Linked DNA regions of Homo sapiens: region 1 is linked to region 2. A link is a loop called in an ENCODE intact Hi-C map of the cell type or tissue named here. Cell type or tissue: endothelial cell of umbilical vein. All regions are shown on one strand. Each heading gives the region's core, and the rest is flanking DNA. Links, peaks and the distances in the headings are about the cores only.

Evidence for each region. Hi-C counts contacts between places; a loop is a spot of excess contacts. Peaks named below come from ENCODE experiments on the same cell type or tissue, not always from the same donor. Only the 100,000 strongest peaks of a DNase experiment are listed, where the experiment ranks them.
Region 1: it touches region 2 in a loop (7-fold over the local background); 5 of 110 quality-filtered maps call a loop at or near these places.

What each region holds. Positions count from the first base shown.
Region 1 is chr1:175,357,068-175,372,176 of GRCh38, reverse strand. TNR (tenascin R) reads left to right here. Exons shown (of 23, transcript NM_003285.3): 10 at 4,880-4,969; 11 at 6,039-6,302; 12 at 6,898-7,167; 13 at 8,350-8,469; 14 at 9,368-9,514; 15 at 12,446-12,565. Among named protein-coding and RNA genes, the nearest start is that of KIAA0040, 170 kb to the right of the region's middle. RefSeq lists an enhancer at 7,226-7,275. In endothelial cell of umbilical vein, for the core only: no CTCF peak of the experiment used is centred there; no DNase peak of the experiment used is centred there; H3K27ac peaks cover 555 bases; H3K27me3 peaks cover 299 bases.
Region 2 is chr1:175,162,110-175,177,218 of GRCh38, reverse strand. KIAA0040 reads left to right here. Exons shown (of 4, transcript NM_014656.3): 3 at 10,482-10,657. Among named protein-coding and RNA genes, the nearest start is that of KIAA0040, 23 kb to the left of the region's middle. In endothelial cell of umbilical vein, for the core only: a CTCF peak has its summit at 8,176; a DNase peak (open chromatin) is centred at 7,698; H3K27ac peaks cover 2,878 bases.

The DNA of each region.
Region 1 (15,109 bases), core at 4,295-12,294, 190 kb before region 2:
GCCTCGGAAAGCTTACAATCATGCGGGAAGCCGGAGGAGTAGCCCGCGCATCACACAATGAGAGAGGGAGCAAGGGTTGGGGGGAGGTGCCACACACTTTTAAACAACCAGATCTCACGAGAACTCACTCACTATCTGGAGGACAGCTCCAAGCCATTCATGAGGGATCCACCCCCATGACCCAAACACCTCCCACTGGGCCCCACCACCAACATTGGGGATGGCAATTCAATATGAGATTTGGAGGGGACAAGCATCCAAACTATAACAGGTACCAAATCACTCTCGAATTCCAAGTTGCTTACTCCACTCCTTCCTCCTGGCCTGTAAGACTCAGGGATGGGAACCATGCTATCATGAGTCAGAAAATAACAAGAGACTTGGGTTCCAAACCTAGTTGTATCATGTATCAGTTTTGTGACCTTGGCCAAGGAATAGACTTCTTGGAGCCCCTGTTTGCTCATCTGCAATACCCTATCAGTAGTGCTTCAGGGAAATTAAATAACGTGTGAATCTTTAAGAAGCTCAGTAATACTTGCATAACTCTTTACCATCAGACACTCAAAAAGTCTTCATTTTTTACTTCTCTTTTTCTTCCCTCCCCTTCGTCATTATTCTTTTCCATGTAGCTTAGTGCTAGGCATATTATGGGTGCTCACTAAATAATTATTTTACTTTTTTAGCACAGATTCCTTTTCACCCCCAAAAGGCAAGGCTAATGTCTTGTTCAGCTCACACCACCTTGTGTCTGACACAAAGGAGGCCCTTAATATTTGTTGAATGTATGACTGTGCTTTAGGGGTTCCAAGAAGAATGGGTGTGAGGTGAAAGAGTTGAGAAAAGCATCAACCTCCAAGTTGAACAAAGAAAGTTCTATAAGGAACAGAGAGTAGTGATTTCCTATGGGATGAATTTTCTGTGCTATTGTTAAGAAAGGGAACAGGGCCATTTATATGTTACCACTTGCAGGAGTTGGATGGAGAGATAAAGGGGGCATTGATAGAGAGCAATGGGGTCTTTAAAAAGTGAGAAATCCCTAGGAGTACTCAGAGTGCTGATATCTAAGTGCACTGGCTATGCCTCGGATACATGTGGTTTTTTTTTTTTTCCAGCAGAACTGTGTCTAACCTGCTGGCAAAGAGCAACAATTCACTTGTAGCATGGAAGAAAGCTGCTGAAAATCAAAGGAAAGCAGCAGGCACAAACCTATAAGCAAGTCCCACTTTTCCATCCTCTAGACAGAAAACCTGGGAAGAGAACACATTAAATTCTGCTCTGCAGTTTTCTGGGAGAAGATGATTCCATTGTAAATTATTGAACATTTCATTTAAGCTTCATAAATAAGAAACTGGGATGAAAATGTTACATGTTAGATCTGTTTGGCAACGTATAATTTCTGTCTTACTCCCTCCATCTGTCACCCTTCATCTATGTTGGAGAATTTCTACTTCATTATAGGCAATTGAAGGTCTTAATCAGTTGCCTGATAAAAGTAGTTTATGTCCCAAAGGTAATCTCATTTCTGCAACCAAGGATGTACCTGGAACTCACTGAACATATTGATGGAGATAAATGTGTGCTTCAAATGGATCAGGGGGTATTGCAATCACCCACTCAATCTAGAGATAGGTACTTGGCCCAGCCAGGGAGAAGGTCCTCACTGCCACCTGGACTCCCTGAATCACTGGTTTCCAACAGAGCCAACAGGCTAAGCCCCAGCAAACCAATAACAAGAAGTCAACAGGTGCACCCAGGACCGGCCTGTACTTGCCTGGGGCGGTTTTTGTAGTTGATGAGACCACTCACCAAAAAAAAAAAAAAAAAAAAAAAAAAAAAAAGTACTCAAAATCCAGGAATAGTTCTCTGTGCAAAGTAATAAAATACTAGCTACTACCGCTAAGATCCAGGCACTGGACTTTAAACACTTTGACTCATATAATCCTCATGATGACCCTCTGATATAGATGCTGTTTTTATTCTCATTCTTCAGAAATTGAGGTTCATAGATGTTAAGTAATCAAAATTACACAGGTAAAAAGTGAAAGAGACCAAATATAGATATGTCAGACGTCAAAGTCTGTCAAACTTCAAAGTTTACCTCCACTGGTGTTGCCACTTTAGAGAAAGAAAGAATTAAGGGTTGGGAAAGAAAGGGAGCTGGTTTAAGAAGAGAAAAAAGAGGGCTGATTCGAATGCCTACCCAGACAGGGCTTCGGGACTGCATTCCTGGGAGAGAAACTGGCCTGGTAAGCTCTGCCATGCTTAAGCAACATTTATTGCATGGACTCCACAAAAGCCTACTGAGGAAGGGGATGAAGAACCCCCTGGCTGCCAGGCAGCATTCCTCTTGACCAAGCCAAGCCATTTGTTAAAGGAATGTTGCTCAAAGTATTTCCGATCAAAATCAGGGATTCCAGAGAAATCACAGCTGCCCTGAGCGGTGGAAGGAAGTAATAGGATGTCCCATTCCTCCTAAAAGCCCTGAACTCTGAGACCAGAATCCGGGGGGGCATCTCTAGCTGGTCACAGACTTACTCCGTGCCACAGTTTCTTTTTATAAAAAGATGATGTACTCTGTTGAATAACAGTCCCCTCAAAATGCATGTCCACCCCAAACCCTTATTTCCAAATAAGGTCTTTAGAGATGCAGTAGAGTTAAGATGAGGTCATACTGGATTAGGGTGGCCCCTAAATTCAATGTGACTGGTGTGTTTATAAGAAGAGGGGAAGACACAGACACACATGTGTCTACAGAGGCAGAGACTGGGGTGACGCAACTACAAGCCAAGGAATGCCAGGGAGTGCTGGCAACCACCAGAACCTAGGTCTCCTAGAGCCTTCAGAGGAAGCATGGTCCTGGCGACACCTTGATTTCGGACTTCCAGACTTCAGAACCGTGGGAGGACACATGTCTGTTTTAAGCCACACTGTGTGTGGTAATTTATAACAGCATCCACAGGAAGCTAATGTAGATGGAGAAAAGACTGCTTATCCCACCTTCCTCCCAAGGTTGTGATGAGACTCTAAAACACAATCCATTTTGAAAAGCACAGATGTTATATAAATACAGAATACCATTCCAATCAGCCATGAGCCCACACAAAGCCCCAAAAAGAGCCTACCGGAAGGACTCAGACTGACCACTGGAGGCCCTCAGGGTGATCACTTGATTTTGTTGGGTTTTTTTGTTTTGTTTTTGTTTACTTGTTTGTTTGTTTTTGTTTTTTTGATACAGAGTCTCACTCTGTCACCCAGGCTGGAGTGCAGTGGCATGATCTTGGCTCACTGCAACCTCAGCCTCCCAGGTTCAAGCGATTCTCCTGCCTCAGCCTCACAAATAGCTGGGACTACAGGTGCACACCACCACACCCGGCTAATTGTTGTAATTTTAGTAGAGATGGGTTTCACCATATTGGTCAGGCTGGTCTCGAACTCCTGACCTCAGATGATCCACCCGCCTTGGCCTCCCAAAGTGTTGGGATTACAGGCATGAGCCACCGTGCCCTGCCTTTGTTGGGTTTTTCTACAACCCCAGTCCTAATAGATAAAAATGAGTTTGATGCCAGTTGTAATAGATGAAATAGCCCTCAAAGAATCCCCAGCATCTGTGAATATAACCACCTTACAGGGCAAAAAGGACTTTGCAGGTGTGATTAAGTTAAAGATCTTGAGAAGGAGAGACTAGCCTGTACTATCCAGGTGGGACCAACATGATCGCAAGGATTTTCATAAGTGGATGTAGGGAGGTCAGAGTCAGAGTAGATGCAATGATAGGAGCAGAAGTCAGACAGAGAAAACAGATTTGATCGTTTCAAGCTTCTGGCTTTGAAGATAGATTAAGAGACCATGAACCAAAGAATGCAGGCAACCTCTAGAAGCTAGAAAAGGCAGGGAAATGGATTTTCTCCTAGAGCCTCCAGAAGGAAGGCAGCCCTGCTGAACTACTTTAGACTGCAGACCTCCTGAACTAACTGTAAGAGAATCCACTTTTGTTGTTGTAAGTCACTAAATTGTGGTGATGTGTTACAGCAGCAATAGGAAACTAGTACACCAGTCAAACCAGTTAGTCTGAAAATAAATGTGAAAGAGGTCAAGGAGAGAACCTAGAGAATTCCAGATATTCTAGGAGGTTCTCAGAGATCCTTTGTAGTAAACCTCCCAAAGGATTTCCTCAGAGAAGCTTACACCCTTTAGTGGGACAGTTTTTGTGTCTCCTCTGTCTTCCTGGACTCCCCTGAAAGTTATTCTAAAATTAGATCCACAGCTTTAGATACCCTGAGGCCTGAATTACTGAACTTGGCGGGGGGCCTACAGCAACAGGACTTCTGCATGCTCCTACTCGACAGCCCTGTGCTTAGAAAAAAAAGTCCATCCACTGTTCCTCCCTAGAAGGGACCCAGGAGTCCCCATATGGCCTCAGCTCCTGTAAAAGGTGTAGCTTGGTCCTTGTATATAACATTCAAGGAATGCTTTTCAGGTCTATGTCCACACTGTCTCTCTTGATTACATACTCCCGAAATTCACAATTTAAGCAAGAAATCCTCTCGCTGGTTCAAGCCAACCTGAGACGCTAAGCATACAAGGAGTCCTTGTATACTTATGTGAGCACACCTCTGAAGGTCACTGACAAGGCAGCCTCACTGCCTTCCCAGAGAGCCTGCCTGCAAGAAGGAAGCTCTGCGTGGGCTGGTTCATCCTATTGACTTGGGATTCCTAAATAGTGAAATTGGGATTTCTTAATAGTTCAAATTAGGAGAGGATTCAAGGAGGACTAAACACAAGATATGAATAGGAGTCTAAGATCATTTTCTTCCCACTTTCAGCCTTCCTAGCCCTGCCCCATACACAGAATAATGTTTGTTTCTCCATCCACTGATAGATCTGGTACCTGGCACTGAGTATGGAGTTGGAATATCTGCCGTCATGAACTCACAGCAAAGCGTGCCAGCCACCATGAATGCCAGGACTGGTGAGTAGGAGGACTGCTGAGGAAGAAGACCAGGTTAGCCTATAAGCCTAAGGAGTCATGGAGGCTCGTCCCAGCAAAAATTAATCAGAAAGCAATGTCTTCCAGTGAACAGGGCTCTGGTGACAACTGTCAGCCTAGAAACAACATCCACCCTATGCCTAATCCTTGATCTCTGACAGGCAGGACAGAGTCACCCTCTTCCCCACAGACCTGTGCTCGGTCCCCCGTGGTCTGAAGAGCTGCTCAGGGCTGTACAGAGCAGAGGTGGAAAATCCTAAATAGGTTGATGCCATTGCAGGCCATATTTTTATCTAGACCACCCCGACAGCAGGCAGAATGGGGCATCCTCGCCCTGCATACACCACAGAGGTCCTCACAAACGCCACTTGGGTGAAGGTCTAGACTTGCAACAACCCATTAAATCTGAGGGCAGAAGAAAAGTCCAGCTGAGACCCTTGCTGCTCTGGATTCAGCAGTTTTGCTTCCAAATCCTGGGTAAATTTCAAAGTCATTTCAGCACCTATGGTACTAGCAGCCTGGGCTGGGCTAGGGATTTTAGACCAGTCCTTGTCCCAAGGTTCAGCCTCTCTAGAGAACCACATGGACAAAAGTCTCCAGGTCCTCAGATCTAGCTGCCTGCCTGGCTATGGTTAGAACAAGTCAAAATAGCCTCAGGGTTGGAGGGTGGTGCGCTTCTGTTGCCAGGAATGGCATATCCCTACTTGGTGGTAGCTACCATTTTATCCTTATTGGCTCATTGAGAAAGGATGGGAGAAAATGAATATGGCGAGCTTGAAAATCAGCAGCCAGCTTTGTCCCAGAGGTGGATGCAATCCAGTGGTATCAGAGCTCATCACGGCTTTCTTCAGATTGTTCATCTATTTGCCAAGCCCCTGGCCATCATTCAGAGGGAAGGTACTTAGCAAAATATTAGATAAGTGTCAGCAATGACAAGCTAGTGCTCATAGTCAGCAGGCCTGCTGATAGCTTGGAAACACACAAAGCAGGCCAATAAATACTGCCCTCCAGGGGAACACATGTAAAATAGGCCATTTATGTCAATCCACAGAACTTGACAGTCCCCGAGACCTCATGGTGACAGCCTCCTCGGAGACCTCCATCTCCCTCATCTGGACCAAGGCCAGTGGCCCCATTGACCACTACCGAATTACCTTTACCCCATCCTCTGGGATTGCCTCAGAAGTCACCGTACCCAAGGACAGGACCTCATACACACTAACAGATCTAGAGCCTGGGGCAGAGTACATCATTTCCGTCACTGCTGAGAGGGGTCGGCAGCAGAGCTTGGAGTCCACTGTGGATGCTTTCACAGGTACCAGAGCAGCAGAAATCCCAGCCAGGTTCAGGGATCAGTGGATCTCAGTGTGAGAAATTCATTCAGGCAAGTCACTCTTCCAATGTTCCATTTCCTTTGGAGAAAAGAGAGGTGGGTAGAAAAGGATAGAGTAAAAACTAATAAGTGCATCAAGAGGGAAGGGTTGGAAGTAAAGAGGGGAGGTGAGCAATAGTGTTACCTGCCTGAAAACTTGTGTCTGGCTTTTCTATGGCCTTGACATAGTAGTTGATTCTGTCCATCTTTCCCTGCTGCAGTAAATCAGTGGGAATTCAGAGGATCCATGGGATCATATAAAATTCATTCCAGGATACAGGCTTTCAATCCTGGTTCAGTATTATGATTAACTCACAGAAGTAGTTCTCATTTTAACAGAATCCATTTTCCTATATTTGGATTGGAAAAAGTGGAGTGAACAGCACTGGAGGGTGAGGAGGTGGAATCTCTTGGTTAGTGGGTGAAGGTGTGGCCCTTATTAGCAAGGAGAGCAGGTCCCTTTAGCCAAGAAGTTCTTCTAGCCCAGTGACCCATCTCCTCACGTGTTTCAGGACCATCCATCTCCTTTGCTTTGCAGGCTTCCGTCCCATCTCTCATCTGCACTTTTCTCATGTGACCTCCTCCAGTGTGAACATCACTTGGAGTGATCCATCTCCCCCAGCAGACAGACTCATTCTTAACTACAGCCCCAGGGATGAGGAGGAAGAGATGATGGAGGTCTCCCTGGATGCCACCAAGAGGCATGCTGTCCTGATGGGCCTGCAACCAGCCACAGAGTATATTGTGAACCTTGTGGCTGTCCATGGCACAGTGACCTCTGAGCCCATTGTGGGCTCCATCACCACAGGTGAGGCTGGAGGACTTGGCAGCAGGTGATGAAAGGGGTTTTCACAGTAGCCTTTGACAAATCAATGAAATTTTAAAAGAGAAAGACCCAAGGAGTAGGGGATTTCCTCTATGGCTAGAGAAAGTCTGTGACCTGTTCTGAAACAGCTACTTCCTCCAGTGCTGCAGAAGATGCATTAGATAAGAAACTCCCACTTGGAAGGTGGGACAAAGTCAATGTCTTGAGGAGGTCAAAGCTTGAATGCATTTGTCCAAAAGACCTCCCACTACCAGCTTAGAAGAAAAGCACTGGAGAAAGCTAGTCTCCAAGAGGAATCCCTCTACAGTGAAGAGACACCTGTTCCTATTCTGAAGAACCATCTCTTAACTGCCCAGAAAGTTCACTCGTACAATAATGCTTCCTTAGTCTCACATGGGACTAGCATGCAATCAGGTAGTGACCTGGCACTCAGAGAATGGGGTTGATTTGGATGTTGCTTAGAAAACACAGGCACTCAGAGATGAATTGGATCAGTCCCAGCTCATTATTCCCAAACACAGTTTCAAATATGAGGTACATGTGGGTGAAGATATGTATGTTTGGGTAGTTTCCTCCTTACTAACAAGAACTCACAAACTGGACAAGTAGATTAAACACTTAGCTGATCAACTCTGTGATCCCCTAGCAGTAAAAAAAAAAAAAAGCCCATAGCATAAATGAAATACAATTTAGGAAAATGGATTTGTTCTGGACTTGTGCTCTGAAATCCCTGTATAGTCAATAGGCAGTTTTTCAAAACTGAAACCAAAGGTGGCTGCTAAAGAATAAGAGATACAGGCAAAATTTGGTTTATCTTAAAAAATTACCTCAGAGAAAATGCCTATGTTTCTCCCAATTCAAAACAAAACATATGAACTTAAAAAAAAAGTTCCTAGTTGGCTTGCAGATAGGTAACAGGTACAGAGCTTGCCAGCTTGTCTTCATGTTGTTAAAATATTCTCCATGAACATAGCTTTGGTCATACCTACAAGGTTTCAAGTGAAACATCAGCGTGACCATGGTTTTAAGATACCCTATTACATGGAAAGATCTTGTCTGCCTTTGGGACAACATTGGCTTTTGGTCAACATAAAACCAGGGATGAGAATTTCTTTTTCACACTGTGCTTTCTGTCTTTTTCCCACAATCACTGGGTCCTTGTAGGAATTGATCCCCCAAAAGACATCACAATTAGCAATGTGACCAAGGACTCAGTGATGGTCTCCTGGAGCCCTCCTGTTGCATCTTTCGATTACTACCGAGTATCATATCGACCCACCCAAGGTAACAAAGTGATTTGATTTCTCAAAGATACTAGGATTTGGGTGAAGATTATGGGAGAACTAGCATATCCCGCAGAACATCCACTCCTGCCTGCGTTTTTCCTCTTCTCTGTGGCATGCTGCATCAGAATGAGAGTGGGCTGGTGAGCAGCCAAGAAACCCCACACTCACCAATGCCTCTTGAGAAAGGCTTGATTACATTCACCCAGAGAGCAGGCCCTTCACTAGCAGAGGTAACTGATCACCATTATCTAGGCAGTGTCTTGAGAAAAAAAGAGCCCCAAAAGAATCTGCCAAGAGCTTGGGTCACATGAATATTCCTACAAGAATGAAGTTCAAGACTAGGATCCAGAGGGATGGCTAAAGACCCAGCAAAGCCAGATGGAGCCTTGGAGGGAAGCACAGTGATGTGGTCCCATTTCAGCCACTCCAGACAAGTTATGAGTCAGAGGAAACTGGCCCAGACCTCACCTGCATCCTGCCAGTTCTTGCTGGTACATGTGGCATTTTTAAGGAAGTGGAGGGCACACTCACTTCCAGTGAGGACACAGGACAGCATTCCAGACTACACTGTCTCTGGACTGTGGGGACTGCTCCTTGCATCGGTGCCCTCTACACTGCCTTAATGTCATTGTCTTAGAGAAGACCAGCTTGTTAGAAAACCACTTAATAGGTAGGTCATTTTTCTTTGCTCCAAGGAGCCCATAAAATGAAGGAGTGAGACCAGTGTGCAAAGCCTCTTCACACTCCAACATTCCCAGCCCATGAACCATGTATCATCCCTCCCCACTGAGTGCGGAGTCCCACACCCATCTGTGCTTTATTGACATAGACTGTACCATGGGCTGCTTGGATGAAAGGGCTGCTGAATTTTAACTGTAGATTCTTCTCTTCTCCAGTGGGACGACTAGACAGCTCAGTGGTGCCCAACACTGTGACAGAATTCACCATCACCAGACTGAACCCAGCTACCGAATACGAAATCAGCCTCAACAGCGTGCGGGGCAGGGAGGAAAGCGAGCGCATCTGTACTCTTGTGCACACAGGTGGGAATGTCTCCCTGCTGTGTCAAGTCAGAACCCTGGCTGAAGATCTGGGTGAAGTTGTTCGGGCTTGTAGAAAGGTTCTGGAGGCTAAGGCTCCATTTCGGGGTGCTCCTCCAACTCACTGTGTCTTGCAGGGCAATTTGCAATTTCTCTCCCCCAATATTCCTCCCTAATACTAAACGTTTAGAGAGTCACCCTCTAGAAGTCTTGCTGGTTTAGGTTAGGAATTTTCATGGAACTTCCAACATAAACAGTGCCCTTTCAGACATATAATGGAAGTGAATTCTAAAACAGATATCTGAATCATTCATCTGATTTTGTAAAAGACTCAGATGAGAAAATTTCACCTCGAGAAGAAAAGGGTTGTTATTCCAGTAATGGAATGGGGTCATGAAATTCATCATCAGATATAGCCAGAAACCACCAAGAAGGTGCCTTTGCTCTTGCTTTGTGCTCCAGGGAGAAAGAAGGCACCAAAGTGGCCATAACTCCCTCACCCGGGACCAAAGCAGTGAAGGTGATGTGGCTCCGTGTGCATCCTGGGCTGCCTGCAGGGGCACCGTGTAGCTCATGTCTCTGACAGGCCCCCTAGTCAGATCCAGATGTCTTCTGCATCCTCCATCAGCTCCTACATAATGACCAGAGGAAGGGAGGTGCAAGGGAGAGACTGGCTTGCAATATGGGAAAGTGAGGAAAGGTAGTCCAAATCCCATGGCCTCCCTCTTGAAAACAAGCCCACGCAATGGGGCTGAAGAGAAGGCTCCTTTGCTAGCACCACTGCTCCTCCGTCTCTGGCCCCTCAGCAAGTACACCAGGCAGAACATGCAAAGATTCGCTGCAGAACTCACTAGCAGGCACAGCCAAAGTGTTCTATTCCCATACCCTAGACCAAACCTCCTAGTTAAGCCATCATTCCCACAGCACGTGGGAAAACATCCAGCTTGCCTCATTAGGAGAACACCTGGATTTTCTACAGTTGCTTAATTTCACTGGAGAATGGTATTTCCCAAATGAGGGAAATATACTTTAGAATTCCTTACTGCTTTCGTAGATGTTCTCGGAAGCTCAGAAACAGCATCTCTAAGGCAATGGGCCAAGAAATATTCCTTCACAAACACAAAAATTATTCTTCTAAAGACAGCGCAGGATATTCTGATCCTCCCTAGTCTCCTTCCAGGCTTATGACAACAGATAACACAGCCATTCAGTTTTGCCCTATCTATTAAATTACCTGTGACCATTAAAATATCAACAAGTGTTGGCCAGAAGTGAGGTCCAATACACCAAAAGAAGCCTCTATCCCACCTTCTTGAACCAAGAAATTCATATTAAAGAAATTAGCCTTTTTCCCATTGAGGACAATAAAATGTATTTCAAGAGCCTCCTATCCCCAAGATAAAAGAGACCAGCAACTTCAATCAAAAACTCATTTCTTTAGCCAGGCATGGATGCATGCACCTGTAGTCTCAGCTACCAGGGAGGCTGAGGCAGAAGGATCGCTTGAATCCAGGAGTCCAAGGCTACAGTGAGCCATGATCATGCCACTGCATGCCAGCCTGAGTGACAGAGCAAGACCTTGTCTCTCAAAAGAAAAAAAAATCCTTGGGTCATGAGCAGCTAGTATCTCTAAAGCAGATATTTGGTACACCAACCCAAATGGTATGCCCATCCAAACTGCCCTCCTTTAAGTCTAGGCAGAGCTATTTTAGCAACTTCCAATAACTAGATTGCCCCAGAATGTCTTATTTTGCTGTTGTATGTTTGTTGTGGTTTTACGTTGAGGTCTATGATCTTACAACTTTTGGAAGTGAGTGCTCCTTCAGGGTGTCATGTTTGTCTCGTGGTATCATGCATGTCTCAGATAGATCAAGCCAAGTGTAGTCTAAGGGCTGCATTTGAAGAACTCTTTGAACATGCAGATTATGGATACAATTCCAATTTTAACATGAAAATATTGTGCAGGTTGTTTCTTTGTGATAAAGGACATAGGCAAGTGAAAAAAATACTTTCAATTAGAGAATAGGGCAAGATCCACAGCAGATCTTGGTTCTCAAAAGTAAATTTTATGACACTTGGGTTGAGCTGATAACTAAACTGTTGTAATAACATCCACTTGTGATAAATTATAACCTGATGGAAGAGAAGCACAGTAATAAAGCAAAGACTTAGAGCATGGGCAAGTAAGACTAGGAAGATGATCCTATGACAAGCACAATCTTTTCCTCTAACAGGCCCTTTTGACCTACCTAAGCCTGGAAGAATCCTCTTGACTCTTAATGCAACAAAAAGAATACCAAGGACTCAGTCCTGAGTGAGACTTGTGAGCAGTGAAGCAATCATCCAATAATCAGATATGACTTTTGAGGCAACCTGACTGAGCCCACGCAGTCATTCCATGGGTGGATCTTCTATGTTCTCTGTCCTGGGGATACTCCTGCCCCTATGGAGTTGCCACCACACTTCCTGAAGCTCTTCAACAGAGATCTTTCCATGAGGCACACCCTTACATTTATAAAAGTGCAAATAGCCTGGGAAGTATGATTATCTCATTAACTAAAAAATTATAACAATTTCTGTGGGTTCTTGGTTGCTCCATCTAGATTTAAATGTTGAAAATTCATTCCAGCCATATCTTGAAATCCTCTTTAGTATCTGGCACAGTATTCTGCACATAAGAAGTTATTGAATTAATTAAAAGGAAGAGCTGGGGGCGACTGGGGGAGAACTGGATACTTGAGAGAAGGGAGGCAGGGAGAAATGGAAGAGGCTGATGGAACCAGAAGAGGAGAAAGGGAAGAGGTTTCTGCTCACTTCTTTGTTTTGTAGAGTGCAGCAGCAGTCTTGCACCATGAGTGGAACTTCTGAGATCATTCCCTGCATTTCTATCCTGCAGCTCCTCTTATCTGTAACTGATAATCTATTCTGTTTCAGCCATGGACAACCCTGTGGATCTGATTGCTACCAATATCACTCCAACAGAAGCCCTGCTGCAGTGGAAGGCACCAGTGGGTGAGGTGGAGAACTACGTCATTGTTCTTACACACTTTGCAGGTGGGTGTCTGCAGGCCTGCAGATCAGGCAGGTGGGAATGGTGGGAATTGGAGCTGCAGACCAGTATGATGTGAATAAACAAAACATTTTTTCAATCTGAAGGACAGATTAGAAAAGTTCCTACTTCAGGTATACTATGAAGCCCTCAAGATATCCCCAAACTCTATGCTGGGCATCGTGGCTCACACTTGTAATCCCAACACTTTGGGAGGCCAAGGCAGGCGGATCACTTGAGGTAAGGAGTTCAAGACCAGCCTGGCCTACATGGTGAAACCCCATCTCTTCTAAAAATACAAAAATTAGCCGGAAGTGGTGGTGCAAACCTGTAGTCCCAGCTACTTGGGAGGCTGAGGCAGGAGAATCACTTGAACCCAGGAAGTGGAGGTTACAGTGAGCCAAGATCACGCCATTGCACTCCAGCCTGGGAGTCACAGCAAGACTCCATCTAAAAAAAAAAAAAAAAAAAAAAAAAGAAGATATCCCCAAACTCTGCAAACTGTATCAAATCTAGGAGCTGAGAAAGCTGAATCTGAAAGGTACAAGAAAGGCATGTAACCAAGGGCAAGTACAAAAACAGAGCAATAGCCCTAGGAAGATGAAACTCAGAACAGAGCTAAGACTTGCCCCCAAAATGCTACAAACAAGAAAGCAGGCTTTTCTAAATATTCGCAGAGCAAGAAAAACACTGAAGATATAGGACCAAGTTTGAAACAGAGAGTACAGGCTAACAGGTGACAAAAGATTCAGGACTGCTAAACTCTTCCGTGTTTTTGTCTTCTCTATTCATATCCAGCCCAACAGGTTTAACTAACACGAAATCTTGAAGTTCACTGTCTTCTGTATCATGCTTGTTCACCTTACACCATTTGAAGTTGAACAGAACAGAGAAGCCCAAAGCAAAATAGAGTTGAGTCCTCCAAGTCTCTAGGCTTAGGGAAGTTATTTCCCTGCCTTCATCAAACATGTGATCACAGAATTGTTTTGGGTTATATTCAGGAATCCAGAGAACAAAGATACCAGAAGACAGAAGGCAGGCAGATGTCTTGGTTTTCAAAAATGACAGAGAAAGCTAATTCTGTGAGCTGCAAAGAAGTAAACTTATTGTCAAAGCTTAGGAAGGTAAAAACTAAAACAGACAATTAAACAACTTGGAAAAGGAATTAGTGATTACCATATAGCAGCACAGATTCACCAAGAATAAGTTTTATCGAAACTACTTTATGTCTTTGTTTTCATTGGCAAACCTGCTAGTACATTTGTATTTCAGCAAGGCATCAGAAAACCCCACTTATCACTTAGTCCTTAGTTAACATGGAAAAATACATGAAAGGTCATATTTGGAGGTAGCTGGGACTGTAGCTGAATGAATGACCCTCCATGAAGAAGGGATAGCATTACTATGGGTATGTCCTAACCCCTCTGTGAGCATGCACAATCCATCTCAATTCCTGTCACCCCTCCTTTCATAACATGATCCCGCATTTTTTAATTATCACCATGCTTTCTCAAGCCTCCATGCATTTGCACATGCTATTTCTTTCACCAGGAAACTCCCCCATTTGCCTGCCTAGAAAACCCATCCTTCAAGTCGTGGTTTCAACCCTATCTCTTCTGTCAAAGCTTCCCTGAAGGCAGTCAGACACATCTGCTCACAGACACTAAACACACAGCTCTAACAGAGCAATGAACTTCCATTCATTCCACAAATACTTTTGATGCCCTACCATGTGCCACACACTCTATAAGGCTATAAGGATTCAGAAACAAAAATTGAGCTCTCATCTTTATGGAACTCACTTCTAATGATGTTGCAGAGAAGTAAATAGTTACAACTTGATGTGAGCAGTGTATGCTATAGACATGCACAGAACACCATGGGCCATGTCCAGTGGGCTACTATGAATAGGGTCAAGGTGTGGAGGGAAAGAAAGAAGAAAAGTCTTAGATAAAGTGAAAGAAGAAAAGGAGAAGAAAGGGAATTTCAAGAAAAAGAGCAGACTGTGGGCATTTGCAGAGATGTGAGAGTGTAAGAAGTCTGAAGAACTACCATAGTTTGGTATGGCTGGAGCATTAATCAATGGCATGATGTGCAAAGGGGGACATTAAAAAGATGATATCCTTATACATGCTCTTCCAAAGCTTAAGCATTAGTTTGAATTTTAACTTGTTTGTATGCCTTTAGACCACAAGAAACTTGAAATCTCAAAGCCCTACCTATTCTGAAAATGTGCCTAGTAAACTGTTAAATATTAAATAATTTCCAAGTATTCTAATTGCCCAACAGAGGAGTTGGCCCTGAACTAATGAACAGTTTTATCAACAGCTTGAATGAATTCAGAGAAGACATGCTTACCAAATTTGTGTATAAAACAAAATTGTGATCAATAGAATCCAAGTTCAAAAATATTTTAATCAACTGAAACAGTGGCCCAAAACTCAATCAATGAGGCAAAATGCAATAGAAATAAATGCAAAGCTCTGTCCATGGGTATAAAAAATCAACTAACAAAATTGGATTGAGAGGTAGGGGGAGTGGTTACAAAG
Region 2 (15,109 bases), core at 3,500-11,499:
TAATGGGAGATAAAGCCTAAAGTCTGGTGGTCGGCCTGCAGACAGCTCAGCCCTGAGGCCACATCATGGAGAGCCCAGAGACAAGGGCTGAGTTCCCTGGCCTCTCCCACCATCCCCCCTACCTCCCAGTGGCCTTAAGTGCTTTCCAGAGGGTCTCCCACAAAGCCTTGAGGTCTCCAGGCATGGATGGAGCAGAGGTGGTGGATGGGAAAGAATGAGGGGATGAGGCTAAGGGAACCCTGTGTCGAGGGGGGTGAATATGGGATACCCCCCTGCAATCCCCAGCTTAAGCAGTTTCTTCCATACATACTCCCGATTCAGGAATTTGCAATACTTGCCATCTCTTTTGGGAAGGGCATTTCAAGGATGGGGAGGAAAATGTTTGGGCATGCTGAGGGCATCAGGGAAGAGATGACGGCTATTCCTAGGGACAAGAATATCTGCATGGAGGCAACTAAAACTGCACATGATGAGGCTAAGCATATGTCATCTATATCAAAGAAAGAAGGTGCTGAAGCAAAAAAAAAAAAAAAAAAAAAAAAAAAAAAAGCATGCTACTTAACCTGACACTGGATGTGTACTCAATAAGTATTTTAGCTCACTCATATATGTTCTCTGCATTCATCAACCATTATTTATCAAAACCATAAAAAAACACTCCCTGCAACATTAGGAATGCAGATTTAAGCCCATGCAGAAAGGAAGTAAAGGTTTATCCTCAGACATATGAACTCCTCTGCACAGACTGCCCTCTGGGGTGGAAGCTGCCATCCAAAGCCTGGCAAATCTGAAGTCCACCACACTGAACATTCCACAGAGGTGAGTTATTATTGGAATGAGAATATTTATGCTCACTCCCTCTATGATTTGATCTTTGCATTTTAAGACTTAATATTGCAGTAAGGTAGCTTTTGGCTTTTAATTGCCCCGAAATTTTGTTAACATTAAATGAAAGGACAAAATGGAAAGGAAAATAGAACCATATCTGTATCACTTTTGAGTTGCATAATTTACATTTTTGCCACTTCATTAGTTTTCAGCTATTCCAGCCTGTAAATGTCTCCCCCACCACCACTAACAAAAAGAAATATGTCAGTCATTCTGTTATTGCCCCAAAGTTTGCAGAACTCTTAAGTTCCTGTCTCTAGTATTAAAGAGAATTATGCAAGTTTTATTTTTTTATTTTTATTTTTTATTATACTTTAAGTTCTAGGGTACATGTGCACAACGTGCAGGTTTGTTACATATGTATACATGTGCCATGTTGATGTGCTGCACCCATTAACTCGTCATTACATTAAGTATATCTCCTAATGCTATCCCTTCCCCCTCCCCTGACCCCACGATGGGCCCCAGTGTGTGATGTTCCCCTTCCTGTGTCCAAGTGTTCTCATTGTTCAATTCCCACCTATGAGTGAGAACATGAGGTGTTTGGTTTTTTGTCCTTGCAATAGTCTGCTGAGAATGATGGTTTCCAGCTTCATCCATGTCCCTGTAAAGGACATGAACTCATCCTTTTTTATGGCTGCATAGTATTCCATGGTATATATGTGCCACATTTTCTTAATCTAGTCTATCATTGATGGACATTTGGGTTAGTTCCAAGTCTTTGCTATTGTGAATAGTGCCACAATGAACATACATGTGCATGTGTCTTTATAGCAGCATGATTTATAATCCTTTCGGTATATACCCAGTAATGGGATGGCTGGGTCAAATGGTATTTCTAGTTCTAGATCCCTGAGGAATCGCCACACTGACTTCCACAATGGTTGAACTAGTTTACAGTCCCACCAACAGTGTAAAAGTGTTCCTATTTCTCCACATCCTCTCCAGCACCTGTTGTTTCCTGACTTTTTAATGATTGCCATTCTAACTGGTGTGAGATGGTATCTCATTGTGGTTTTGATTTGCATTTCTCTGATGGCCAGTGATGATGAGCATTTTTTCATGTGTCTGTTGGCTGCATAGAATTATGCAACTTTTAATTACTACCTGTGTGGGAGACCCTGAATGACACAAGTGTTTGGTCGTTCTCATGCTTTTTCAAAAAACATTTTTTCCCTCCAAGAGGATATGACATTTGAACACTTAAGCATCAGTTATTGGAGTCGGCCAGAAGCAGAGGTTTCCCTTTATTTGTGGAACAGAAAAGGCAACGCCCCACTCAACCGCTCCTAACTCACAGATGACCTCAGAGCCTCGGCTTCTGGCTCTCCAAAAACAAAACTTCACCTAAACACTTTACCACACCCACAAACATTGGCTCCAAAATCCTTTACCAAACTATTTTGAAAAGTGAAAATGAGAACTATATAACCAAGATAGTTCACTGTAACCATGGCTACAGGTTTTATTAGCACTAATACCAGGATGTGGTCAGATCATGTATGTATGTGTATATATATATATATATGTATATACAGATGACGAATAGAAGTGTAAGTGGTATTAGAGTTCCCCTATGAATTCTCCACTTTGGAAATGTAGCTCCTAATAACCACAGACTAGGGGAAAGGCGGGGGATAGGAGGGTGGAGGACTGCATCAGTAAGAGAAGCTCAGTGTTCTACTTTGAGCTTTAATTCAGCCTTTTAATATAATCCCCTAAAATACCACTACTTTGCATTGAGATTGCAATTTTCCCTGCTCAGTGTTCTTCCACATGTCTTGTCTGTTCTTCACAGTAATCTTGAGAGATATCCAGGATGAGTAATAACCTCATTTCTCAGATGAGGAAAGGGCTCAGAAAGCTTAACTGATTTTGCCCAAGGTCAAAGGCCTGGAGGACAACTGAACTGGGACTAGGAGAGGGTCCTCTGACTCCTTGCTTAATTGCACCCTTGGGCCAGCTGTTTGTATTGTGCCCAGGGGCATTTTGATATGCATTAATTCCTCTTGCAAACATCCCTCATCCTTATCATTTGTCTGATTAACCACAGATCAGGATCAGTCCATCAAACTGGAGGTTAAAGCTGCTATGTGAGGCTTGCCTTTTGTCCTCATTTATATTTTTTAAGCCCCCTGCATGGCTCTTCTCTACATAGATGACAGCACAGAGAACATGTACCATAGTTCCTACTCCTGAGTGAGTTTATAATCCAGGGGAGGTGAGCTTAAAATGCTTCCAGGGACCAGGTGGGTGAACAGGACTGGGTGAAGCAGGCAGGATGGGGACTGGGGTGTGGGGTCGGGGAATGGGGAGAACACAGGCCCTTTTAAAGCTCCAGCAGATTGTGGCCATGTGGGAGGTTAGTGTGGCCAAATCTTAGGACTAGCTGAAGATTGAGAATTTGATACGAAACCAAAGGAAGCAGAAAAATAATACAAAGTAAAAGTGCCTGTGGGTTGGACATAGCTCCCAGACTGCCAGTGAGTTTCATGCCTTGGGGCCCCAGCATATATGGAGTTATACATGTTATCAGTGATGCTGTATTGCACTTCTCTTCAACGTGTTTGGTCCTATTAAAACATGAGCTCCTTGAGGTCACAGAAGGCATCGTAATCAAGAGTGCACCCACAGGGTGTGACGCACGTGGCAGGCTTTTACATGTTGATAGATGAATAGTTGGATGAACACCCCATCATCTTAGAAGATCCAGAAATTAAAGTCCTCAGCATTCTGAGAATGGTGGTTACAGTAGGATCTCTGGACTCAGAGAGGACTAGAGTCAAACGTCTTTCTGCGCTTGAGTAGCTCCATGTCTTTGGGCGAATCACTTAAATCTCTCATAGCCTCAGTTTCCTCATCTGTAGGATGGGCATAGAAAAAAAGCCTATCTCTTGAGTTGTTGAATGAGACCATGTCTGTAAACCCTTGATTCCACACACAGAGTTGCACACTTAGTAAGAACTCAGCAAATGATGGCTTTTTGATTCAACAGATCATTCCTTGTTCCTGTGAAAGGTGATAAGACTTTTGCCAACCCTCTGTTTTGAGATTTTGGCCTCCTGAAGTATCTAAATCAAAAGAGGACTGTCAAAAGAAAACAAATGAGCATTCTAGCTGAAGTGAAGAGGAGAAAATTGATAGTGATGGACAACACAAGGCTCCCCTAAGAAATGCGATCCTGGAGGTCAGGAGGGCCGAGAGAGGGAGAAGCACCTGGGAGTGAATGGAAATAAAGTTAGCAGGAAGGCAGGGGAGAGGCTAAGGTGGCTGCCCTGATTCACTAGGGGCTGGTTAACTCACTTTCTACACCAATTCAGTGAAAAGCTGATCAAACTCTAATTAGAGCAAAATAATTATTTCACAAATGGATGTTTTCACCTTTCACACAATGTGAATAGTATAATAATAAATATAGTGCTTTACAGTTGGCAAGGCAATTTTAAGGCACCCACTGTGTGAAATATACTTACACAACATGCTTCACACACATTATCTCATTTACTCTGCCCAGCGATGCATTAATTCATTCATCCATTCAGCAAGTACTTACTGCCAGTCCACTTTCTACCAGGCCCTGTGCCAGATACTGAGAGTAAAATGATGTAACGCAGTGAATAAAACACCTAGCCCTCTGAGAAAGATGGCAATATCTTTGTTTACAGAAGAATAAATGGAAAAAGCACTTAAGTGAATGTTCCCCAAACCCCACACCATGTTAGTGGTGGAGACAGGTTTTTTTGTTTGTTTTTTATTTTAGAGACAAAGTCTCACCCTGTCACCTGGACTGGAGTGCAGTGGTGCAGTCACTGTAACCTCAAACTCCCGGGCTCAAGCAATCCTCCTGCCTCAGCCTCCTGAGTAGCTGGAACTACAGGCATGTGCTACCACACTTGGCTAATTTTTTTAATTTTTATTTTTGTAGAGATAGGATCTTGCTATGTTGCCCAGGCTGGCAAAATTCTTGGCTACAAGTTTTCTGGCATATAAGAAGAAAAATTAGGAAATTTCCTTGACCTTGAGGAGGTAAATATGAGGAAGTTGACTTGCTAACAGACTGGAGAAATTGTATTCACTCACATTTAGTACAGCTGGAATTTTCAGGGAATCAGACATAATTTCTCATGATTAATCCTGAGGGTAACATGAGGAGAACTAACTATTCTTAGAGTGTATAGTCTGGACCCTCTGGAGAAAAGATAATTAGGGATGAAAAGAGAGAAAAGGAAGGAAAGAAGAAAGGGAAAAGAGTAAAGAAGAATAAAGGAACTGGAGATTCCAGACCTTCCATAATAGAAAATCAAAGAAAGTCCACATGAAGGCTTTTTAAAATTCTTTTCATTGTTCTTAAATCATTCTCTAATTATTTCCCTGGTATCATCCTTGAGACAAGAGAGGATGTCTTTTACCTCCCCCATATTTCCTAGCACGTCTTAATTAATACTTGATTGACTGAAAGATTGACTCATTTGAACCCACAGTGAAATGGAGCTTTTTAATTTTCTTTTCTGCTGAACCTGAAATAGAGCATATAGTAATTAGGAAAGAATCCCTTGTTATCAGAAAGTCCCAGCTACAATGGGCTCTTTGTAACTGAGCAAAAGGAAGGTAGGTGATTATTTAGGAGCTGATAAAACACTCACCCCTGCCCCCACTTTCTATTGCTCTCAGTGATAGGCGGTTTTCTTGATCATTATTTCTCCCTCCAGTGAGTTTTCGTGGCTGGAAGATCTGGCTGGAGAGTGCAGTCTGCGGGTGGATAATTATCATTAAAGTCCAGCCACAGTGTGACTGATGGTCACTTTTCTATGCCCTTTGGTTCTTCTACTCTTTCTCCCCAGTGACCTGGTTTGCCTGACAGATGATTATTCAAGATCTCATTTTTTTAGAACCCTTGAATTAACTTCACTCATTCATTCATTCATTCAGCTACATGCCAGACTCTGGGCATCCAAACAGAATAGGACAGGCAGGGCCCTGCTCTCATGGAGCTTATGTTCTAATGGAGGAAGACAGGCAGTAAAGGTGGAAACCAGCGTGACAGCAGCATTGTAAGTGACTGAGAAATTTCAAAGTGAGGAGTATCACCAAGCCAGTAGGGCAGGATGGTGAGATAGGGGTTGGCTGGGGGTTGGGCGACATTAGATAACCATACTCCATTAGAAAAAGGCCTCCTGATAAGGTAACACGGGAGGAAATTTGTATGAAAATGTATTTGAGCTGACGCAAATGTTGTGAAGCAATCACGCCAAGATCTGAGGAAAACCATACCAGGCAAAGGGACAAATAGGGTCCTGAGCGAGTGGACGGTCCAGTAGTAGGCGCGGCTAGGCCACAGTGAATGGGAGAGAAGAGAGTACCAGACAAGGTCCAGAAGGAGGCAGGGGCCAGACGATGGCAGGGCCTGGGGATGTAAGAAAGAGTTTAGATGTCATACTTCTAGTTTAGATGTCATACTTCTAGTGACGGGAAGCCATGAGGCGTGAGCAGGGCCTGGGGGTGATATGATCTGGCTCTGGTGGGGAGAACAGGCCGGAGGGAGGGAGGAGCAGAACCAGAGAGATTGGTTAGGAAGCTGCTGCAGTAACCCAGGTGAGAGACAGCAAAGGCCTGGCCATGGAAATGGTGGGAAGTGGATGGAGTCAGGACATAGTCAGAGAGAGAGCAGGTAGGACCAGCTGATGAGGTAGGGGTGGGGAGGTAAAGCCCAGGAGAGAAGCTTAGTCCGAGTGTTGAAGGAATTCATTTATTTGTCCCATATTTATTAGCACCTATTATGTGATAAACAGCTAGGGCGGTGGGGGTGGTGGAGGAAGGTGAGGCTGGGGTAATAGGAGAGTTGGATTACCAGCCAGTCCTCCTTGCTAAGGAGGTGTGATCATACAGGTGGTGAGCAGCCAAGCGAGGGTTGCGCAGGGAGTGCGCGTTACATTCAGATTTTAGAAAGACGAATTGAAAGAAGGAAAAACTAGAGGCCATTTGAAGGCCTGGACAAATGAGGTAACAATGGGGATAAAGGGGAAGGCACCTTTCTGTGCCTTTCCATACCCACAGGGCCCAAGTGCCCCTAGCTCAAGCCCTGCTTTACTTACGATGCTCACCACGGTCCAGCCACACTTGGCTGCCCTCTCTCATGGATGTGCCATGCGCTTTCCCACTTCAGAGCCCTCACCCTTAATGTTGCTGCTACCGGAGGTCCTGCCCTTAGCGCTGTGCACGCTTGGTCCTTAGCACCCCGAGATCTCAGTTCAGAGTCACCTTTTCAGAGGCCACTCCAATTATTTCCTTTATTGCACTAACATGTATACTTTCTACCTGGAGAAGAGAGATAATAAGTGCACAAACAAAATGTCTGTCTTATGCATGACTATACCCATGGTGCCAGGACCGGAACTGACACATCCTAGGAGCTCATTAAATACATTGAGGGAGGGAAAAAAGGGAAAGTAGGAAAAGACAAAAGGGCAGTTTGTCGTCGGGGTGAGGAAGGAAGGAGGCTTCTATGTCCTACTCCACACAATCTTGGGAGAGCCCTGCAGAGAGGGGAAGGAAGTGTATCTAAACCCTTATGATTCAGCTCCTGAGTGGTGCTTATCCATATTTTCATTCTGAAATGGTCGCTTTGAAAGAGAATGATGAATGAACTAATTTAGTCTACCACAGGAAAACTAGAGAAAAGAGAAAATGCCTTGTAAAGGAGACCTACATAATCAAAGTCATGACTCCAGAACCATCTCACATTTGAAAAAGACAAACAAAACCATCATTAGCTAAGGAGTCAAGGGCTGTTTACTTTGGCCAGCCTATTTGTTTGGGATCAAACAATCAGGACTAACTTTTATTGCTAGGCAAGGCTCTGAGGCACTCTACTTCTACTGACTCATTTCATTCTCACATCCTGTTATTATCCATGCCATTCTACAAATGAGAAAACAGAGCGCCAGAGAGAGAGGTTAACCTGCCCAATGTGATACAGCTAGTGAGTGGGAGAGCCAGAATTCAGACCCAGGATATCTGGTTCCCGAACCACTGCTCAAAAGCACTAAGGTAAACCCCTCTTTGGCCAAAGCTGCCCTATAGGAGAGTTGTTGAACACATTGCACATTTGTTATAAGCAAATCATTCTAGGGATTATATATGCAATGGTAATTAATAATCATTACCAACATTAGCTTTTTTGTCACTTGTATTAGGCAGGATAGGCTAACTGCTGTAGCAGAAAATCCCCAAATCTCAGTGGCTTCACCCAACAAAAGTTTATTCTAACTCATTTCATTTTTCACTGTGGTCAGCAGGGGTGCTCTGCTCCACACAGTCATTCAGGAACACCTCCCATCTCTGCCATCCCCAGGGCTCTTGGAGTCCTCCCCTGGATGCTCTGCATCTGGCCAGCCAATGAGCAAGCAGAGAGAGAACAGGGAGGGCCCGGGAGAAGATTTCAGGAGCCACGTTTCCTTGGCTGGAACTCAGTCACATAGCCCCACAGAGACGTAAGGGGCTGAGAAGTATGGTCTCACTCGTGCTCAGAAAGAGAATATGGTGGGCATCTTGCAAAGCACTGTGGAAGAGTTTGTGGAAGAGACCTGGCAGGAGGGTAACCTGGGCCTCAGAAGACATTGGTTCTGGCCCTGGCTCTATTAGTCACCAGCTGGGTGATCTCCCGCAAGATGCAGTCTCTTTGGTCCCAGATTTCCCATCAATAAAGTAAGGTAATCAACCAGATGGCCCATTTCAGGAGTCTTCTAATCCAGAATGTTTACATGATAAAGCATCATTTTATTAAATAACCATGGTGCCTTAATCATTTTTCTATTGATGCTCTATTTGTGCTTTTGTTCAAAATTGCAACCATAATTATAACATCAATTCTGGGGGAAAATACTATCTATTTTCCTTTAATACTGAATATCTAGTTATGCATCATATATACTCTGGGGGGAAAAGAGAGCTTCCGACTTTGTATTAGGACTAGTTATTTGAAGCAATTCATTAAATTGGGGAAAATGTAGATACCTATTTCAGAATGCCTAGAGCTGGGTCTAAGTAATAAATGTAATGTTCTACAAGCAGATCATTTACTGTGATCAGACCATTTTTGTACAAAACAGTACTTACCTCTATTAGAGGGCACCTGAGCATGCCAGGTTAGCAAGGTGAGAACCATCAAGAAAATATATATCCAGAATAGCCAAGTTAATAACTACTGACTGAGGTTCCACTCTGTGCCCTCGCTGCCAGAGAGCCTTGGTTTCTGAAGTGTGTGATATTATCGTAACCACAGGGATTTTGTAAGGCAGTGTGGTTTGAGAGCTGGGGCAAGGTTTGGACAGGCAGGGTGGAGAGGCCTGGGGTTGAATAAGGTGTTTTAACCCCCCAAGAGAGATGGTGAGGAGTCAGGTAGAGACTGATGATTTTCCTGTTTTGGAAAGGAAAAAAAAAAAGAATATACATATACATTCCAGACTGAGAGCCCTCATAGGAGACTAGGGTTAGAAGAAGGAAAGTTGGGCACACCCAGGGACACCTCCTCTCATGTCCCTCTGCCTGAGAGTTCTCCCACCCATATCTGCTGGAAAACACCTGAGCCACGCCATCATCCCGCCCTTTCCGACCACCATCACCCTTGGCCCAGCTGCCACTTTCTGGACAACTGTGATCATTTCCTCCCCCTACACCCTCTCCCATCTGTCCTCTCACACGTCAGAGAGAGTGTTCTTTATGAAATCCACATCAATTATGTCCCCTCCTTGCTTAAAACCCCGTGGCTCTCACAGCAAACTCTAGCCCTCCACGTGGCTTACAAGGTCCTGTGGTGTGGGGCTGCCATTCATGGGCCCTGCCATCCACCCTCACCCCACCACTGCTGCTGTCAGCTACCCTGTCCCTTCAGGTCCTTTTCAGGGACAGCAATGGGTCTAATTTGTTCATCTAATAAAAAGCACAATACAGGTATTGTTTGCCTATGTTTCCAGACTTTGGGGGGACACTTTACAGTGTATTAACAATTGAACTCATTCTTTAAATGTAGAGAACTTCACCTGAAAAGGTCTTGGAGGGTTGAAGAAAAGCCTATCAAGCATATTACTTGGAAATGCTTTAAAATAAGTTTATTTTGTGTTTCAAAACTTTTCAGACACCCTAGCCATGTGTTTGCTGTTTTTGTCATTCAGATCTTCTCTCAGTCATCCCTCATCAGAGCCTTCCTAACCTCCCTGTTTCCCCTTTCATAGCATCGTGGGGTCTTGTTCGTGGCACTCACCATAATTACACTTTCACACCTGCCTATATGGTTCTTTGATGAATGTTTGGTTTGGTTCCCACACTAGACTTGGAGCACAGAAAGGACAGGGATCTGGTTTGCTTGTCCTGGGTACAAAGTTCCCAGCAGGAGTAGGTTCTCTGTAATTAGTCACTGCACGATGCCTGCTCAGACACCAGTCATGATGGTCGTTTCTTTTCATTGCCTTCCCTCAACCTTCTCCAGGCAGGACCGCTGGCTGCTTCTGCCATGCTGCTCCCATGTCCCCCAACACAGAACTTGACCACAGAACTCATCACACTATACTTCTATTTTTATTTCTCCCCCTTGCTAGACTGGGCGGTGATCAGGATCTGAATGCACAGGGCGGGTGTTCAGCGATTGTTTACTACGTTGAACGTGACCTCCAGGAAAGCAGTTCTGGCCGAGATCCCCTGACAACGCAAAGCAAGAAGTAACGTGGAAGGAGGCTCCCCAAGCTGGCTGGCCATTTTGCTGCTGTGTGTGGAGGTAAACTTCATCCCCCGTCTCCTCACCCATGATTCTTCCCCTCATTTAGCACATGGCTCCTGTGCTCATAAATGAAGGTCGGCTGCTCAGCTTGCTTATTCAATTATTCCCAAACCTGACAATTGTCCAGAAACACTCTGGCTGCTTGCTACAAACATAAATTCCTGGGCCCATCCTAGACCCGACTGAATCAGAGTCTCCAGGAGCAGGCTGCAGGAATCTGTATTTTTAACTCCTTAAATGACTCTTCGTAGCCAACAGTCCATCCTGCTGTCACCTGGGATCCTGGGCAGAGGAGCTAAAGCAAGCACAGTGATCAGCGCACCCAAGGTAGAAAGCTCAATGGAGCTGTTTGAGCAAAGGCCCAAGGGGAGGTCTTTGCTCCCAACTGTCAGTTATAAAATGGCCCCCCACACAAATCCAGGAGTCAGCAGTCGCAGAAGAGGGGTCTCTTAAGGTTCTCATAGAGAACTGAACCTCCCACCTCCCCCTACAAGAAGGGTGGTGATTTGTACCATTTGGAGGTCACTCTGGAGTTGGTCTCAGGGATTCTAATTGGGTGCCATTGTGATCCTTATTATTAACCTTTCCAGAAAGTATTTACTGTCTCACAGACACTGTTCTAGAGCTTTACATTTATTATTTTGTCTAAAAAACAAGAACAATGAGAGGCTGATGCAGAATAGAACGCCCTGCTCCCTTCTTGGAGAGCACCGGAAGGAACAGCAGTGTCAGGGCCAGCCCTGGACACAGCCTGCAGTAGCTTTTGGCTCTCAGAGATTGAAGCAGACCTCCCTGTGGAATGACCCACCCCTGTAACACTTCCAAGGGTCCCAAAGCCTGGGAGGGAGGCTGGGGCCTGTAGATGGCTAGCTGCTCTCCTCCACCTCACCTATGAACTCAGCAATCCTCCAGGCACCTTCAGATGTTCCCCAAGCGACCGCTCTCCATCTGATTTCTGGATGCCAGAGTCTAGAGCAACAGCCACAGACCTACAGACCAACCATATTAGGGAGATTATTTCTGAAGACCTTTTCATTTCAATGCGGTGGGGACCCATGGTTCTTTGGCAATAGGGATTGGCTTGGAGGTGAGGAAGGAGGAAGAAAAGCCCAGCACTGGAATTAGTCCATTGTTATTTCAAGATAACTCACTATTTTATGGATTATATTTGTGTAAGTATTTTACAGTTACAGAATGCATTAAATATATTGAATCATTTTGATCCCCACAATGTCATTATGAGGGAAGATCATTAGCTTCATTTTGTAGCTGAGGTCTGGTTAACTTGCCAAGGTCATGCAGGTTGACCCAAGGCTCAAAACCAGGCCTTCTGGCTCTGGGATCACTGTTTCCCATCGTCACCTCATACATGGGTGGATAGAAGTTTGCGACAGAAAGAGTGAATGAATGATTCTGTCTCCCTAGCTAGATACTACAGAGGATATGGAGGTAAATAATATTTGGTTTCAAAAAAATTGAAAGAAAGTTTTCCCCTCTTCTCTGTCCTCTCGTCCACCCCCACAGCCACAATCAGACAGATGAGGTTGGTTGGCACCTATTGTTGGTCTTACAAAAATAGATGAATTACTTTTCAAGCATTGTCAGTGCTATTCAAAAGCTAACAAAAGGCTAGAGTGTACTTCCAGGGGCCGAAGTGTGTCTTCTTTTGCATTCCATGGAAGTTCTCACTTTTAATTCATGCCACTAAGGAGATATTTGATTGTTTTCTGGAAATGCTAATAATGCAAGACTCATAAATACTAATGAAACACTATAGATTAGCAGAGCTCAGCAAGTAACCTGGGGGGTGCCTAGAAAAGAATTCTTAGATTAAAAAATATAAAGAATACCTTTTAATCGAATTTTCCCCAGACTGGCTTCCCAAATGTTAATGAATACTCTTTGGCTGTATGGGGAGCAGCCTCAAATAAGTCCCTTTAGGAATCCAGAAGAGAATTATTGACTTAGCTTTAGCTTGAAAAGAAATCTATTTATTCAAAGGCCATTTTAGGTGCCAAGGGATGGATGAGTTTAAGACAAAGGTTGGGAGGGGTGGGAGGGCCCTAGATGTTGAGATAAACATATAATTCAAATGCATGCTTCTACTTCAGCCAACTAAGCAATCTAGTTTGGAATTTGCTTATTGTACTTGGCTTTTATGACTTGATCTATCAATAGTAATAACTCCCCTGGAATGGACGAGGCTTCCCGATGTCAGAAACCATATCTTTGTCATTCACTATTGAATTCTCAACACCCAACAGTGCATGAAACATATTAGGTGCTCAGTGAATGTTTGATAAACGGATAAGGAGATTTAAAGAACTTTCTTAACACATTTTCCAGAGTTCTTCAGATCTTGTTATCTTTTCCTGAAAGGCAGCTCTGATCACAACATTCTCCTGTTGTAAAGCCTCCAAATAAACGCAAACCCTATGACGGCCCCTCTACCATGGCCATGCCTACCTCCTAGTGTCCCTTCTCATCCTCTCTTCTCCCACCCTGAGCTCCAGGCTCACCAGAAGACCCCCTGTTCTCCTGCTCATGTTCTAGAAGTTTCTCTGCCTGGAATGTTTGAACATCCTTTTCACCTATATTTCTCTGTCAAAATACTACGCATCTTCAAGGTCGTCCCCCAGGTGGCTCCACCTTCATGAAAACTGACCTGATCTCCATGAGCTCGCCCTCCTTCCTTGCTGGCTGAACCCAGAGGGGCCCCTGTTACCCATCTGCTCCCTGTAGGAACAGCATAACCCCTGGCACAAAATAGTTGGTGAACATTTGTGGTGGTGGTGTTATCTAACGTGAATCAGGAAAGCTGTGAGTAGAATCAAATTAAAGAAAAGCACCCAAAGCCTTTCCACAACAGAGCAGAAAGATCCCAACAGACAGGGGCACAGACCCACTCAAGACTGAGGTAAAAGCAAAGGTCATTGCAGAGGGAGAAGGAAAATCCAGAAGAGAGATGAGTGGCCTGAGATACAGCATCACCGGGGCTTAGAAGCATGCCAAAGGCTGCTTTTCTCTACAGAGAGCCTGGCAGCTTGATGGTGTGTGGGCAGATCCATGGCATGGGCTGTTCCCAGGCCTCAGAGGGGCTTGAGCAGAGCCTTGGATGAGAGGACATGACTCCTCAGGATACTTTTCTTTGTTGCATGTTGAGTTTAAGTTCAGGCAGCCATATGCTTTCTATAAACCTGCACTTGGGCAGAACTTTGTTTTTATTTTATGTATCTTCATGCATTTGGGAAGGATCTAACAATGAGAAATAAATCTCTTTGCAGTCTTTCCTACAATAGACTGGGATAAGCATTTAAGTTAATCTGGGGAATAGCCAAATATTGTAAGATTCTGTAAATCCTGGGCTGCTTGCCAAAAATGGGTTAATTCCACACAAAGGAATAGGAGGCCACAGAGCAACGCCTGTGAACAGATCACTCCTTGCGGATCTGGAGCCAAACTCTCCAGAATGAGTGAGACCGGCTCTGGCACTCACTCACCGTGTGGCCTGAGCCTCCATCTCTTCAGCTGCAGGATGGGGGAACCACAGTACCTACTTCATAAGGGTGTCATGAAGATGAATGAGTTAATAGAGTGCCTAGAAAAGTGCCTGGTATATAATTACTGCTTACTAAAAGTTGGCTACAATTATTATTGTCATCCTATAACATTTCTTTGGGCTCCATGGACCAAAAGGCTCAGTAGTAGGTGCCAATTTGTACGCTTGCAAAATCTATGTAAATAATGCCATGAGAGGGTGGGATTACATGCCAGCAGACTAGGACTGAGGACAGCTGGGGCTTAGATAGGCACATGGGCACTGGGATCATGAGACATTGATAGAGCATGCTATCCAAGGAATTAGACTTCTGAGGACAATTGCTGGGGCATCATGTAGAAAACATCACCCAGGAGGGCTGCACATGTATGCAATGAAGCCTGAGCTGATCTTGAATTCCAGGCCCAGGTCCCCAGTGTTCCCATCCGTAGACACAGCTCACTCAAAAGATTAAATGCAGATGAAAATGATTAGAAAAGTATGAAGTGAAATGCAAGTATAAAGTGACATCATTGTCATCCTTAGTTCCTCTGCTTGCCTGGCAGCCTGCGGAGAGTGCTGAACCCATTGTCCAGAGGTCTGGGTGGGTCTGGGTGGGCCTGTGTGGCCTGGGTGGGTCTCTATGGCCTCAGACATGTCACCTCACTGCTCTGGACCCCAGATTCTTTATCCTTAAGTGAGAGAGTTCATTGGGATGATCTCTGGAGTGTCCATCCTGAAAATCAACCACTCCTTAATATTTGGGTCCTGGAGAATGTCTTACACCAACAGGCCTCTTAAATTTCCTTGAATCATGCCTGTCCTTGAAGTCTTGTTTGTACACAAGAACCTGTAATTCCAGAATGGAAGGCAGCCTCTAAGACCTTATACTTGAGAGCTGAGCTTTAAGA